2 separate regions of the Homo sapiens genome follow, and region 2 is linked to region 1. Evidence: read pairs that join two places in POLR2A ChIA-PET (ENCODE). Cell type or tissue: PC-9. All regions are shown on one strand. Links, peaks and the distances in the headings refer to the core of each region. The heading gives the core; the rest is flanking DNA.

What was found. ChIA-PET counts read pairs that join two places held together with the same protein. Peaks named below come from ENCODE experiments on the same cell type or tissue, not always from the same donor. Only the 100,000 strongest peaks of a DNase experiment are listed, where the experiment ranks them.
Region 2: POLR2A ChIA-PET joins it to region 1 with 6 read pairs; 6 of 35 experiments call an interaction of 5 or more read pairs at or near these places.

Annotation. Positions count from the first base shown.
Region 1 is chr7:140,622,688-140,629,661 of GRCh38, reverse strand. The region is part of intron 1 of DENND2A (DENN domain containing 2A); the gene reads left to right. Among named protein-coding and RNA genes, the nearest start is that of DENND2A, 15 kb to the left of the region's middle. RefSeq lists enhancers at 1,148-1,737, 1,738-2,329, 2,920-3,511, 4,102-4,693 and a silencer at 4,919-5,213. In PC-9, for the core only: CTCF peaks have their summits at 1,381 and 5,175 (motif pointing left); DNase peaks (open chromatin) are centred at 1,201, 1,511, 3,201 and 5,051; H3K27ac peaks cover 4,883 bases.
Region 2 is chr7:140,482,447-140,489,420 of GRCh38, reverse strand. No RefSeq gene overlaps it. Among named protein-coding and RNA genes, the nearest start is that of MKRN1, 6.4 kb to the right of the region's middle. RefSeq lists an enhancer at 2,395-2,584. In PC-9, for the core only: no CTCF peak of the experiment used is centred there; a DNase peak (open chromatin) is centred at 3,700; H3K27ac peaks cover 2,228 bases.

The DNA.
Region 1 (6,974 bases), core at 772-5,771:
CACTGCCTCTTGAATGTACCACTCTCACCTTAATGTGTCCAAAAGAGAACATATTATCATTACATTCTGTGGCCTCCTTATTTCCCTGGGTTAGCAAACCTTCACTCCTCTTTCTCATTTCAGAACATCCCAACATCTAGCCTGCTGCCGGGTCCGTCTTCTCCCTGGCTCCCACGTGAGTCCTGGTGCTCCTGTCCTAGCAGGCGGTCTTCATGCTGGGCAGGCTTTGCCTTGTTCTTTACTCCATGCACTGGCCTCCTCAGGAGCACTTTCCCTTCCCCAACTCTTGGAATCCAATGGAGTCTTTCTTGGCCACCAGGCGCTACCTCTTTGAAGCAGTCCCTGGCTCCCCTTTCGTTGTCCTCCTCCAAATTTCTCCAGTTTATATTTGTTTCATAACATTTGCCACCGTGTTCGAATGTATTCCTCCACCCAGTCTCTAATGGCGCTCCTGCACACCTCTGCGGTTAATTTTGAATACTGCCTTTCACCCTAGACACCATTCTGTTTTGGTTGTCCTAATTGTCTTTGAAAAAATAGATCTTCATGGATTCCTCTTGAGTTTTCTGTGAGTTTAAGGGCGTGTCAGGCATTCCCTGAACCAACCTTGTCTTTCCGTTTTGAACAATTGCAATCTTTTATTGCCATTTGGTTGATAGGGTTTATATCTTTTATCTCTAGCTTGAGGGCAGGGACCATTTTTTATACTTGTGTATTCCCAATAGCACCTCAAAGAGAACTGTCTCCAGCTTGCTGATTAATCATATTGATTAGTTTTAAACTGATCAATGCTGGCTCAGATTAACTAAATGAAATTATAGGCCAGGTGCAGTGGCTCATGCCTGTAATCCCAGCACTTTGGGAGGCCGAGGCAGGCGGATCATTTGAGGTCAGGAGTTCGAGACCAGCCTGACCAACATGGTGAAACCCCGTCTCTACTAAAAATACAAAAAAATTGGCCGGGCGTGGTGGCGCATGCCTGTAGTTCCAGCTACTAGGGAGGCTGAGGCAGGAGAATGCCTTGAACCTGGGAGGCAGAGGTTACCGTGAGCTGAGATCGCGCCACTGCACTCCAGCCTGGGTGACAGAGCAAGACTCCACCTCAAAAAAAAAAAAAAAAAAAAAGAAAGAAATTTTAGGCCAAAGGGGATTTCCCGTATCTTGAAAGTTAGCTAAATAAAAATGAGCACATTTCCAGGCATTGCACAACTTCTGAGTACAAAACACCAGGCACAGATAGGAAACAAACAGAAGTAGGGTCTCAGGTCAGGCAGAGCAAGCTGCGCTGGTCTGAGGGCGACCTCCGCCTTACTTTCACAGTTGGCACCATAGCCAGTGCAACTGAGGACTAACAGGTCACTGTGCACCCTGACTTCTGCTGCAAAGGGAAGGGGATCAGGTCACCTTCTAATTCCAAAACCAGCTTTTACAGATTATAACAGCACTTGTATGTTGGAGAGTAGTTTAGAGCTTACCCACACTTGCAAACAAATGAGGCTGTGTAAGCAGCCCTGCAGGTGAGTTGAGGACATGGTACTGTTATTACTAATTCATTAAGAATTAATGTATGCTGGCCAGGCACAGTGGCTTACACCTGTAATCCCAGCACTTTGGGAGGCCGAAGCTGTCAGATCACTTGAGGTCAAGTTCGAGACAAGCCTGGCCAACATGGTGAAACCCCATCTCTACTAAAAATACAAAAATTAGTTGGGCATGGTGGTACACGCCTGTAGTTCCAGCTACTCAGGAGGCCAAGGCAGGAAAATTGCTTGAACCACTCCAGCCTGGAGGACAAGAGTGAAACTCTGTCTTAAAAAAAAAAAAGAATTAATGTATGCTGGGCATGGTGGCTTACAGCTGTAATCCCAGCAGTTTGGGATGCTGAGGTGGGAAGATTGCATGAGCCCAGGAGTTAGAGACCAGCCCGCACAACAAATCAAAACCCTGTTTCTATGTCTCTACAAAAAAAAAAATTAGCCAGTTGTTGCAGTGCACGCCTTTGGTCCCAGCTAATTGGGAGGCTGAGGCAGGAGGACTGCTTGAGCTTGGGAGTTTGAGGCTGCAGTGAACTGTGATTGCACCACTGCAATCATCCTGGGTGACAGAGTAAGATCTCATCTCAAAAAAAAATAAATAAATAAAATTAAAAATAAAAATAGGCCGGGTGCAGTGACTCATACCTGTAATCCCAGCACTTAGGGAGGCCAAGGCAGGCAGGCAGGAGTTCGAGACCAGCCTGGCCAACATGGTGAAACCCCGTCTCTACCAAAAATACAAAAAAAATTAGCCAGGCATGGTGGTGTGCGCCTGTAGTCCCAGCTACTCGGGAGACTGAGGCACAAGAATTGCTTGAACTCTGGAGGTGGAGGTTGCAGTGAGCCAAGATTGTGCCACTGCACTCCAACCTGGGTGACAGAGCAAGAGTCCATCTCAAAAAACTAAACTAAACTAAAAATAAATAAATAAATATTTACAATAATATGTTAGAGCATTATTACTTATTAGTATTATTTGGCAGGGTTAAGTTCACCTTAGAATAATGGAAGACATTTGCTGAGCGCTTTTTCTGGGCTATGCACTGTGCTGAATGTTTTACAGGTGCAATTTCATCTAATCCTTACCAGTCTCTTAAAGTAAGTGCTACCATTATCACCATTTTACAGAGGCGAGAACTAAGGCTTAGAAATGTATCTTGATCGAGGTCCCGCAGCTCTCCAAGTTCACTGGAATTTAAACCTGGGTCTGTCTGATTCCAAACCCTTTGCTTTTAATCCTTATGATAAACCCTCTCTCAAGCTTTTTCTCAGAACCCGGGAGCAGCTGCAGGAGTAGCCTCAGCTCCATTCTCTTGTGCTGGCCCCAAGCAAGGGGATGGAAGATGACGTCTCCCTCTAAGATTGCTGCCTTTTGTCCAAATGTGCTGGCTGGGAGCCAGGCCTGGAAACTCTCTGCTCATGGAAAGAACAGAAGCCAGCAAAAGAGGGTGGGAAGAGTCTGAGGGGAGGAAAGGAAGAGGAGGACAGGAAGGCAAGAGGGAGAAAGGAGGTGGGAAAGAGGATTCTGCGGGTAGCACAGCTGGAGAGGGAGATGTGCCAGGAAGCAAGCAAACGAACGTGACCTACGGGTGCATTCCATTCAAGTGGGCTGTTCAGTGGTGCAGCGTGAGCCTCCAGCCCTGGGAGGCACAGGCCCCGAGGCTGTCCAGGTGCTCAGAGACCAGGACAGATCACACCGGGTGGTCCTTCCTCCCATTCTCAGGATTACTATCCAGTGAGGTCAGATCAAAACCAACAGCAGGAAAGCCTTCAGAGGGAAAAGAAGCCACAAAATGGCAGCCTGAGGGCTGCCTCTGGAAGTGGAGGATCTGGCCAGGCAGGGCCTCGGTGTCACAGCATGCATGGTGTGCAGGGGACGGAGAAGGGGAAGGGAGGAGACTGGGTGCTTGAATAAAATAAAATCATAACTATTTCCCAAGTTCCTAATCTGGATTGAGGAGTGGAAGGCCCGTACGGTGCCGTCAAGGTGGACCTGTAGGCGTTAGGCACCTGGACCCTGGAGTCAGACACCCTGACGCATTCAGCACCCACGCAGCCTTGGGAAAAGTTAATCCCTCCAGGCCTTAATGTCCACATCTGAGAAGGGGAGGCAATAGTAAGCTTACTGTGAACATTAAACTAAATGACCTGTGTAAAATCTTGCTTAGGGAATAGTAAGTGCTCAATTTGTATCAGCTGTTCATTCATCATTGCAGCTTAATTTGAGGTGTCAAAACATAAATATGTGAAACCTTCAATAAAAAATGTATAAATAACATTTGAAGCCAACCATACAAGACGTAACACAAGGTTATATACATTTTGTTAGAACATCAACTTTTTCTTCTTTTCTTATAAAAGAAGAAAAAGCATTCAGCAGGAGCCCATGGCTAATGTTTTTTGTTTTCGTTTTTTTGTTTGTTTTTGTTTTTTGTTTTTGTTTTTGAGGCGGAGTCTCGCTCTGTCTGGCAGGCTGGAGTGCAATGGCATGATCTCGGCTCACTGCAAACGCTGCCTCCTGCATTCAAGCAATTCTCCTGCCTCAGCATCCACAGAAGCTGAGTTTACAGGCACACGCCACCAGGTCCAGCTAATTTTTTTGTATTTTTAATAGAGACAGGGTTTCACCATGTTGGCCAGGCTAGTCTCAAACTCCTGACCTCAAGTGATCTGCCTGTCTCAGCCTCCCAAAGTGCCGGGATTACAGGCATGAGCCACAGCACCCAGACTGTTCTTTTTTTTTCTTTCTTGAAACGGAGTATCGTTCTGTCGCCCAGGCTGGAATGCAGTGGCGCGATCTCGGCTCACTGCAGCCTCTGTGTCCCGGGCTCAAGTGACTCTCCTGCCTCAGCCTCCTGAGTAGCTTGGATTACAGGCATGCACCACCACGCCCAGCTAATTTTTGTGTTTTTAGTAGAGACAGGGTTTCACCATGTTAGCCAGGCTGGTCTCCAACTCCTGACCTCAGATGATCCGCTTGCCTCGGCCTCCCAAAGTACTGGGATTACAGGCATGAGCCACCGTGCCTGGCCTCATGGCTAATGTTATCTGGTAGCTATAAGGCAAATGTGTTTTGTTTTTTGTTGTTTTTTAAAAAATCTCCAGGCTGGGCGTGGTGGTGCACGCCTGTCATTCCAGCTACTTGGGAGGCAGAAGCAGGAAGATTGCTGGACATAAGGTCGAAGCTGTATTCACATCACTGCGCTCCAGCCTTGGCAACAGAGAGAGATGCTGTCTCAAAAAGCAAAAAAAAAAAAACAAAAAAAAACAAAAAAAACAAAGAAAAACAAAATCTCTCAACAGCCTAATAATAACAAAGAACATTTCTCACTTCTAAAAAAAAAACAATCACCAGAAACACGAACTTCACAAATCTCTCTGGGTTTCTGAAGAAGTGGCTCTTCAGCTAAGAAAAAAAAAAGGAAAAGAAATGCCTTCAAGAACATGGAACGTGTAACTAGCAGATCCAGGTTCTCCTGTGACAGCTTCTCCATGGAAACCTGAGTCCCCTGAGGCAATGGAAAGGAGGGTGAGGAGGTGAATGAGCCCCAGACAGGGTAACAGGAGCCCTGGGTTCTGCTTCTACCTCTGCCACCATGTGGCCAGGTGACAGGCTAGGTGAGCCAAAACCCCCCTGGGCCACAGTGTTGTCACCTGCAGCCCTGGCGTCCCACCTGTTCCCTCCCTGTGTTGGTGTTGAGGGGCCTCTCTGTGCCAGGCGCTTTTCCAGTATCATTAAGTTTGTTGTTGTTGTTGTTGTGTTGTTGTTGTTGTTTTGCCTTTCCTCCTTGAATTTCCTCACTAGACTGGGACCTCTGAGAAGCACTGTCATTTACAGGCTGGGTTCCCAGTAACCCACTGGATCACAAGGGGAGAGCTGCTGAGGCCAGGAGGAGGATGTGGAAGGCTGGGTCAGCCAGCACAGGCGTCACTCCCAACAGGGTCCTGGGAGAAGGGGCTCAGCATTTCCTGAAGGCAGATGACTCTATAAATAGACCAGGGGATGGGAAAAGGATTCGATCATCCCATTCCTCCTGTCAGCTCAGCTCCTCCTTCTGCTCATCCGGACTCTGCAGCCTCTCGTAAATGTTTTTCACTCACATATGGCCCTGCCGGGGCGTTAGGTGTGGAAATAGGGATGTGAGATGGACTTTCTGCTAGATTGTAGATCCAAACAAGAACTGAAGAAGGTATACCTGCCATTTATTTTTAATTTCCCACAGAAATTTCTCCTTCATCCATGTCAATATAAGGCCAGAGTTTTTTCAGTAGGGTTTTATTGGAAGGAAGGAAGCAAGCGAGGAGGAAAATTATACACCTTTTGATACTGTGGCCTATTTAAATTCAAGGGTTCAGCAGATCTTCCTGTTGTGACACTTTCCATATGCTCTTTTTTTTTTTTTTTTCTAGACGGAGTCTTGCTCTGTCACCCAGGCTGTGGCATGATCTCGGCTCACTGCAACCTGTGCCTCCTGGGTGCAAGTGATTCTCCTGCCTCAGCCTCCCGAGTAGCTGGGATTACAGGCGCCCGCCACCATGCCTGGCTAATTTTTGTATTTTTAGTAGAGACGGGGTTTCACCATGTTGGCCAGGCTGGTCTCGAACTCCTGACCTCGTAATCTGCCCGCCTCGGCCTCCCAAAGTGCTGGGATTACAGGCGTGAACCACCGCACCCAGCCCTCCATACGCTCTTTAGGTCCTCAGAAAGGTTAGGTCTCCTGACTACAGCCTTACTAAGATGTTCCTAGCACCTTCAGTGTCATGACAGTCTCCTCTGGGAGGGAAAGGGACTTTTTTTTTTTTTTTTTTTTGGAGATAGAGCCTCGCTGTGTCGCCCAGGCTGGAGTGCGGTGGCATGATCTTGGCTCACTGCAACCTCTGCCTCCCGGGTTCAATCAATCCTTCTGCATCAGTCTCCCAAGTAGCTGGGATTGTAGGCACCCGCCACCACACCTGGCTAATTTTGGTTTTGCCATTTTGGCCAGACTGGTCTCGAACTCCTGAGTTCAGGTAATCTGCCCGCCTCAGCCTCCCAAAGTGCTGGGATTACAGGCGTGAGCCACCACACCCAGCCGGAGAGGGACTTCTTGAGGGCTGCTCTTGTGACCTCCATAATGCAGAGAATGATCAGTTCACACCAAACTTCCTGGGCCAGGCTAGAGGCAAACCTAATGGGGGCTTTAGTTTACTTAGCAGCCAAAGTTTACTCAGCTCCAGCCATATGGATACAGATTCGTGTTTAAAACGATCATAGGGGCCTGGCATGATGGCTCACGCCTGTAATCCCAGCACTTTGGAAGGCCAAGGCAGGCAGATCCCCTGAGTCCAGAAGTTCTAGACCAGCCTGGGCAACATAGCAAGACCCCATCTCCACATAAAAATAAGAAGAAGAAGAAGAAGAAGGAAAAAGTATTCAGTGTCCCCCTAGAGGGTTGGTGG
Region 2 (6,974 bases), core at 918-5,917, 140 kb after region 1:
CCAAAGTGCTGGGATTACAGGCGTGAGCCACCGCGCCTGGCCGTAGCCTTTTCTTTCAAAGGAAAAACTCCTTTAGGGCAAGGCCTAACCTCCAGCACCAGCTCAGGGAAGCAATAAAGCAGAAGTTTAAATTCCTCAAGCTCCAAGCTCACTTATGGGCTATGTGATTACAGGCAACATTTGTGCATGACTCGACAACCTCATTTTCCGGGCCTTAAAATGGCAAAGTACTCTGTACTTCTCCTACTTCTAAAGGCCATTGTGGGACCCAAACTAGATAATGTAGATGTAAGGCCTTTGAAAATCAAGTGTGGTTCTTATATAAGGATGTGCATCTGTGACATAACCTCAGGAGGTGTTTTTAGTTTTTGTTTTTGTTTTTGTTTTTTTGAGATGGAGTCTCGCTCTGCTGACCAAGCTGGAGTGTGGTGGAGAAGCTGGGATTACAGGTGTGCCCCACCACGCCCAGCTAATTTTTTTGAGACAGAGTCTCACTCTGTCCCCCAGGCAGTAGTGCAATGGCATGATCTTAGCTCACTGCAACCTCCACCTCCAGGGTTCAAGTGATTCTCCTGCCTCAGCCTCCCAAGCAGCTGGGATTACAGGTGTACACAACCATGCCCGGCTAATTTTTGTATTTTTAGTAGAGATGGAGTTTCACCATGTTGGCCTGAGTGGTTTGGAACTCCTGACCTCAAGTAATCTGCCCACCACGGCCTCCCAGTGTGCTGGGATTACAGGCATAAGCCACTGTACTCAGCCTCAGGAGGTTCTTGATTACATGTGCCCAAGGTGGTCAGATCACAGCTTGCTTTTATACATTCTAAGGAGACATGAGCCGTCAATCAACATATGCACGATGAACATTGGTTCAGTCTGGAAAGGCAGGACAACTTGAAGCCAAAAAAGGGAAGATTCCAAGCCGGGAGGAGTTTTCCAGGTCATAGGTAGATAACAGGCAAATGGTTGCATTCTTTTGAGTTTCTGATTGGCCTCTCCAAAGGAGGCAATCAGATATGCGTTTATCTCAGTCACCAGAGGGGTGACTTTGAATAGAATGGGAGACAGTTTGGCCCTGAGAAGTTTCCAGCTTGACTTTTCCCTTTAGCTTAGTAATTTACAGGCCCCAACATTTATTTTCCTTTAACACTACGTGTATTTTTTTTTTTGAGACGGAGTCTTGCTGTGTGGCCTAGGCTGGAGTGCAGTGGCGTGATCTTGGCTCACTGCAACCTCTGCCTCCAGGGTTCAAGTGATTCTGGTGCCTCAGCCTCCTGAGTAGCTGGGATTACAGCATGCATCACCACCATGACCAGCTAAATTTTTTTGTATTTTTAGTAGAGATGGGGGTTTCACCATGTTGGCCGTGCTGGTCTCAAACTCCTGACCTCAAGTGTTCCACCCACCTTGGCCTCCCAAAGTGCTGGGATTACAGGCATGAGCCACTGTGCAAAGCCAACACACTAGTTATATTTTAATTTCAGATAAACAATGAATAATTTTTAAGTATATCTCATGTCATATTTGGAATATATTTATACTAAGTACTGATTATTTAGCTGAAATTCAAACTTAACTTGGCATCCAGATTTTCTTTTAATTTTTAAATTTAATTTTTATTTTGTAGAGATAGAGGTCTCACTATGTTGCCCAGGCTGGTCTAGAACTCCTGGCCTCAAGTGATCCTCCTGCCTCAGCCTGCCAAAGGGCTGGGATTACAGACATGAGCCAGGGTCACCTGCTATTCTACATCTTTATTTGCTAAGTTTGACAACCCTATTCTAATGTCATGTAACAACAGCAATTAAAACAATAGCAAACACATATCTAATAGGTTTTGTTTTGTTTTGAGACAGAGTCTTGTTCTGTCGCCAGGCTGGAGTGCAGTGGCATGATCTTGGCTCACTGCAACCTCTGCCTCCCAGGTTCAAACGATTCTCCTGCCTCAGCCTCCTGAGTAACTGGGACTATAGGCGCATGCCACCATGCCCAGTTAATTTTTTGTATTTTTAGTAGAGACAGGGTTTCACCATGTTAGCCAGGATGGTCTCGATCTCCTGACCTTGTGATCTGCCCGCCTTGGCCTCCCAAAGTGCTGGGATTATAGGCATGAGCCACCGCGCCCAGCCTATATCTAGCAGTTATTAAATGAAGTGAATGTCCTTTGAGTTTTGCATCCATTAACTCCTTTAATATTTACAAGGAAGGTTTTTTTGTGTGTGGCTTTTTGTTTGTTTGTTTGTTTTTTGCTTTTGGCTTTATTTCTTTTCTTTTTTGTGTGTGTGAGATGGAGTCTTGCTCTGTCCTTCAGGCTGGAGTGCAGTGGCGTTATCTTGCCTCACTGCAACTTCTGCCTCCCAGGTTCAAGTGATTCTCCTGCCTCAGCCTCCTGAGTAGCTGGGACTACAGACACACACCACCATGTCTGGCTCATTTTTGTATTTTTGGTAGAGACAGGGTTTCACCATGTTGGCCAGACTGATCTTGAACTCCTGACCTCAAGTGATCCAACTGAAACCACCTTTGCAAAATTATGACTGAAACAGAGAGAGATCTAACTTAACTGACTCCATCTTGCTTCTAACCTCCAAGCTGTCCTTTTTCATTCCTGGGTGTAGGCTGAACTAACTTTGGGAGAAACTTAGTTTATACTTTATAGTTTAAACAAAGACCATAACAGCCCTTTCCGAAAGCAGACCTCCTTCTTGGCTGGGGACTAGATTGCCTTTGTAGGACTAACATTAGCCACAAGATTAGAAGTTATGGTTTAGGAGTCGTGCAGCTAGAGGCTGCAAGATTCTGACCCTCCCTAAACTTCTCCTAAGATTGGTGCCCAGCACTTTGAGAGGCCCAGGTGAGCTGATCACCTGAGGTCTGGAGTTCAAGACCAGCCTGGCCAACATGGCGAAACCCCGTCTCTACTGAAAATACAAAAAAATTAGCCCAGCGTGGTGGCGGGTGCCTGTAATCCCAGCTGCTCCCAGGAAAGAGAATCCCAGGCAAAAGAATCGCTTGAACCTGGGAGGCAGAGGTTGCAGTGAGCCGAGATTGTGCCACTGCACTCCAGCCTGGGCAACAGAGTGGGACTCCGTCTTGGAAAAAACTAATACAAAAATTAGCCAGGCGTGGTGGCGGGCACCTGTAGTCCCAGCTACTCGGGAGGCTGAGGCATGAGAATTGCTTTAACCCGGGAGGCGGAGGTTGCAGTGAGCTGAGATAGCGCCATTGCGCTCCAGCCTTGGTGAAAAAAAGAAAAAAAAGATCATTGCTTGAGATATTTTGCAGACCCTGCACTTGATGGATCACCTGGCACCACCCAGATCAATAAACTGGCTCATCTGATCTTGTGGCCCCCACCCAGGAACTGACTCAGCAAAAGAAGACAGCTCTGATTCCTAGGATTTCATCTCTGACCAACCAATCAGCACTCCTGGCTCACTGGCTTCCCCCTTCCCCCGCCCCACCAGGTTATCCTTAAAAACTCTGCTCTCTGAATGCTCCAGGAGTCTGAGTTGAGTAATAATAAAACTCTGGTCTTCCGGACAGCTGGCTCTGCATGAATTACTCTTTCTCTGTTGTAATTCCCGTCTTCATGAATTGGCTCTGTCTAGGCAGCGGGCAAGGTGAATTCCTTGGGTGGTTACACGACTGGCTAGGCTTCCCAAAGCGCTGGGATTTCAGGCGTGAGCCACCACGCCCGGTGTGTTTTGGCTTTATTTCATCAACAAGGAAACTGAGGTGGTAATTTGCCCAATGCCACACAGCCACTATGTGCAGGAACAAAAGTGCCCATGTGACTCCTATATAGCTCAGATTTCCTGCATAGTCATGATTTTAACTTTTCTGTTATCCTGACTAGTTCTATTGAACACTCCTTGCCAAGCCATGCAACTTTTGTTCTAAGTATGATCACCACACTCTGAAAATGACTATAGTTTCATGCAAAGTTGTGAAGCAGATACCCACCACCGCCTCGTTATTCCTCCTTTCTCTACCAAGTGTCCCTGCTGAAAAATCAACTGACAAAGGCAGATTAATAGAGAAAAGGCACACACATTTATTAACATGCACGGGGTATGGGTGGGGCGAATGACACAGTAATTACCCAATATCCCAGTGGGGCCCAGATAGTTGTATAGCCTTATTTCAGAGGGGAGGGAGAGATCAGAAAAACAGTAGTTCTGTTAAGGGGCAATAAATGATTACAAGGCAGAATGAACGGATAAGGGAACAGAGACTAACTTGTAAATGGTTCTCTTTGGAAACTGAATGAGCCTGAAAGACACACATTGTCTTGTAAAAGAATTTGTTCTGATGTGATTACATTCTTGGTCTTCCTTCCTGCAAAAGATCATAAGATAATAGACAGGGGGAGGAAGAACAATTGTTCTTGGAGGGTCCTTGGGTCTTTATGTAGATTGAGGAAGCCTCTTCTAACCCTGTTGATCTCTAGGGCATTTTATTCAAAACACTCATTATACCAGGGAGTCACATTTTGGGGTGAAGTTTCCTGTGTTCCTTCACTGGCCTTAACCCCAGTCAGTAGAGATGGATGAGGCAAAGATCTTCTGCTCCTACTGGAGTCCTTCCCAGCATACAGGCACCCCCCTCTGGACTCTGGCATCTGAGAAGGCATTAGTAATTGGAGAAAGTTCTGGGTACCCTCACGTCACACCAAGCCTTTACTCTGCCTACAATTAAGAACCTGGGCCAGGCATGGTGGCTCAAGGCTATAATCCCAGCACCTTGGGAGGCCAAGGCCTGGGGAGGGAAGGGGAGATAAGACCAGCCTGATTTCTATTAAAAAAACAAACAAAAACATGGGCAGGGCCCATGCCTGTAATCCCAGCACTTTGGGAGGCTGAGGTGGACCAATCACTTGAGGTCAGGAGTTCGAGACCATCTTTGCCAACGTGGTGAAACCCCATCTCTACTAAAAATACAAAAATTAGCTGGGCATGGTGGTGGGCGCCTGTAGTCCCAGCTACTCGGGAGGCTGAGGCAGAAGAACCACTTGAACCCAGGAGGCAAAGATTGCAGTGAGCCGAGATCGCACCTGCACCCCAGTCTGGGCGACAGAGCGAGATTCCATCCCACAAACACATACACATACACAACAACAATAGCAACAAAAATCACCTGGCTGTGTAGTGCTGGCACAGTAGGGTCCCTAATAAATAGTTTGGTAGGAAAGAAATGAACGAATTGCCCTTTTGCTGCATGTTTACCCCAGCACACTAAAGGAGAGATGGCTTTTGTTTCCTTTTAATACAACATGTTGTTATTTTTGTTTGGTATGGATGGTGAGCCAAGGCATAGTATTGCTGGGTAATTTTGATAACGTCAGAGATTGAGCACCTACTATATGCCAGACACTATTCTAGGTACTTGGGATACATCTCTGCAAAGATCCCAGTCCTCCAAGAGCCTGTAATCCTAGCACTTTGGGAGGCCAAGACAAGAGGATTGCTTGAGCCCAGGAGTTCGAGACCAGCTAGGACATCATGGCGAAACCCTGTCTCTACCAAAAATACAATAATTGGCTGGACGTAAGGGTGTGTGCCTGTGGTCTCAGCTACATGGAAGACTGAGGAAGGAGGATCGCATGAGCCCGAGAGGTGGGGATTGCAGTGAGCTGAGATTGCACCACTGCACTTAATCCTACACAACAGAGCGAGACCCTGTCTCAAAACAAACAAAACAAACAAAGAAACAAACAAAAACCCTGGCAGATTATTGATGAAAAGGCATACACATTTATTAATGTGCACAGGGAGAACAAGAGAGTGATGATCCCAACCCCTCAACGGGGAGGGCAAGCTCATATTCCATCTTGAGGTTACTGAAAGAATGGGGAACATATCCCAAAACAGGATATAAGGGTAAATCATATGGTGGCCAGCAGTTATGGGATGGAGAGAAGCAGAAGCCTGGCTAGCCACAGTGGTCTTGTTAGGTCATTGAAACCATGCAGGTAGCAGCCTTCAGAGACACAATAGGTAGTAAATGTTTCCTTCAGGCTTCAAACGTTGTCAGACTCTCAGCTAATGTTTCCTAGATCTGGGGAAGGGAGGGCTCCAAAGAAAGCCGGGCTGCCTCAGTGTAGATTTTCTCTGCAGATGCAAATCTTTCCCACAAAAGACAGCTTTCCTTCTATTCTTGTATTTCCAACCCTTCCAAAGAGGTATCTTATTTGTTTTTTTTCTTTTTTATTATGAAGTGGTATCTTAAAATACGTCAAAGAAGTTTAATTAATTAATTTATTTATTTTTGAGACAGAGTCTCACTCTGGTGTCCAGGTTGGAGTGCAGTGGCTTGATCTTGGCTCACTGCAACCTCCACCTCCCGGGTTCAAGAGATTCTCCTACCTCAGCCTCCCAAGTAGCTGGGACTACAGACGTGCGCCACCACACCCAGCTAATTTTTGAATTTTTAGTAGAGACAGGTTTTCACCATGTTGGCCAGGCTGGTCTCGATCTCTTGACTTCGTGATCCGCCCGCCTAGGCCTCTCAAAGTGCTGGGATTACAGGTGTGAGCCACCACACCCGGCCTGGATTACTTCTAAAACTATGAAAAGTAAAGTGTAGTTAATTTTTAATTTTGTTTAGAGATAAGGTCTCACTATATTGGCCAGGCTGGGATTACAGACACACGCCACCAAGCCCAGCTAATTTTTGTATTTTTAGTAGACACGGGGGTTTTTCTATGTTGCCTAGGCTGGTCTCGAACTCCTGACCTCATGCAATCCGCCCAACTCTGCCTCCCAAAGTGCTGGGATTACAGGCGTCAGCCACCACGCCTGGCCAGAAGTGTATATTTTGAGGTGAAGTGAAATATTTTGGTTTCCTTCGAGGGGATTGTTAGTTATCTTGCTGTGGTGTGGCCTTAGGAGATGCATTCTTTTCTGTTGTTTTTGCCACCTTCCTTGTTTGCCTGTGTTGGGCACATCGGGGTCTGATGATTAATAGGCTGA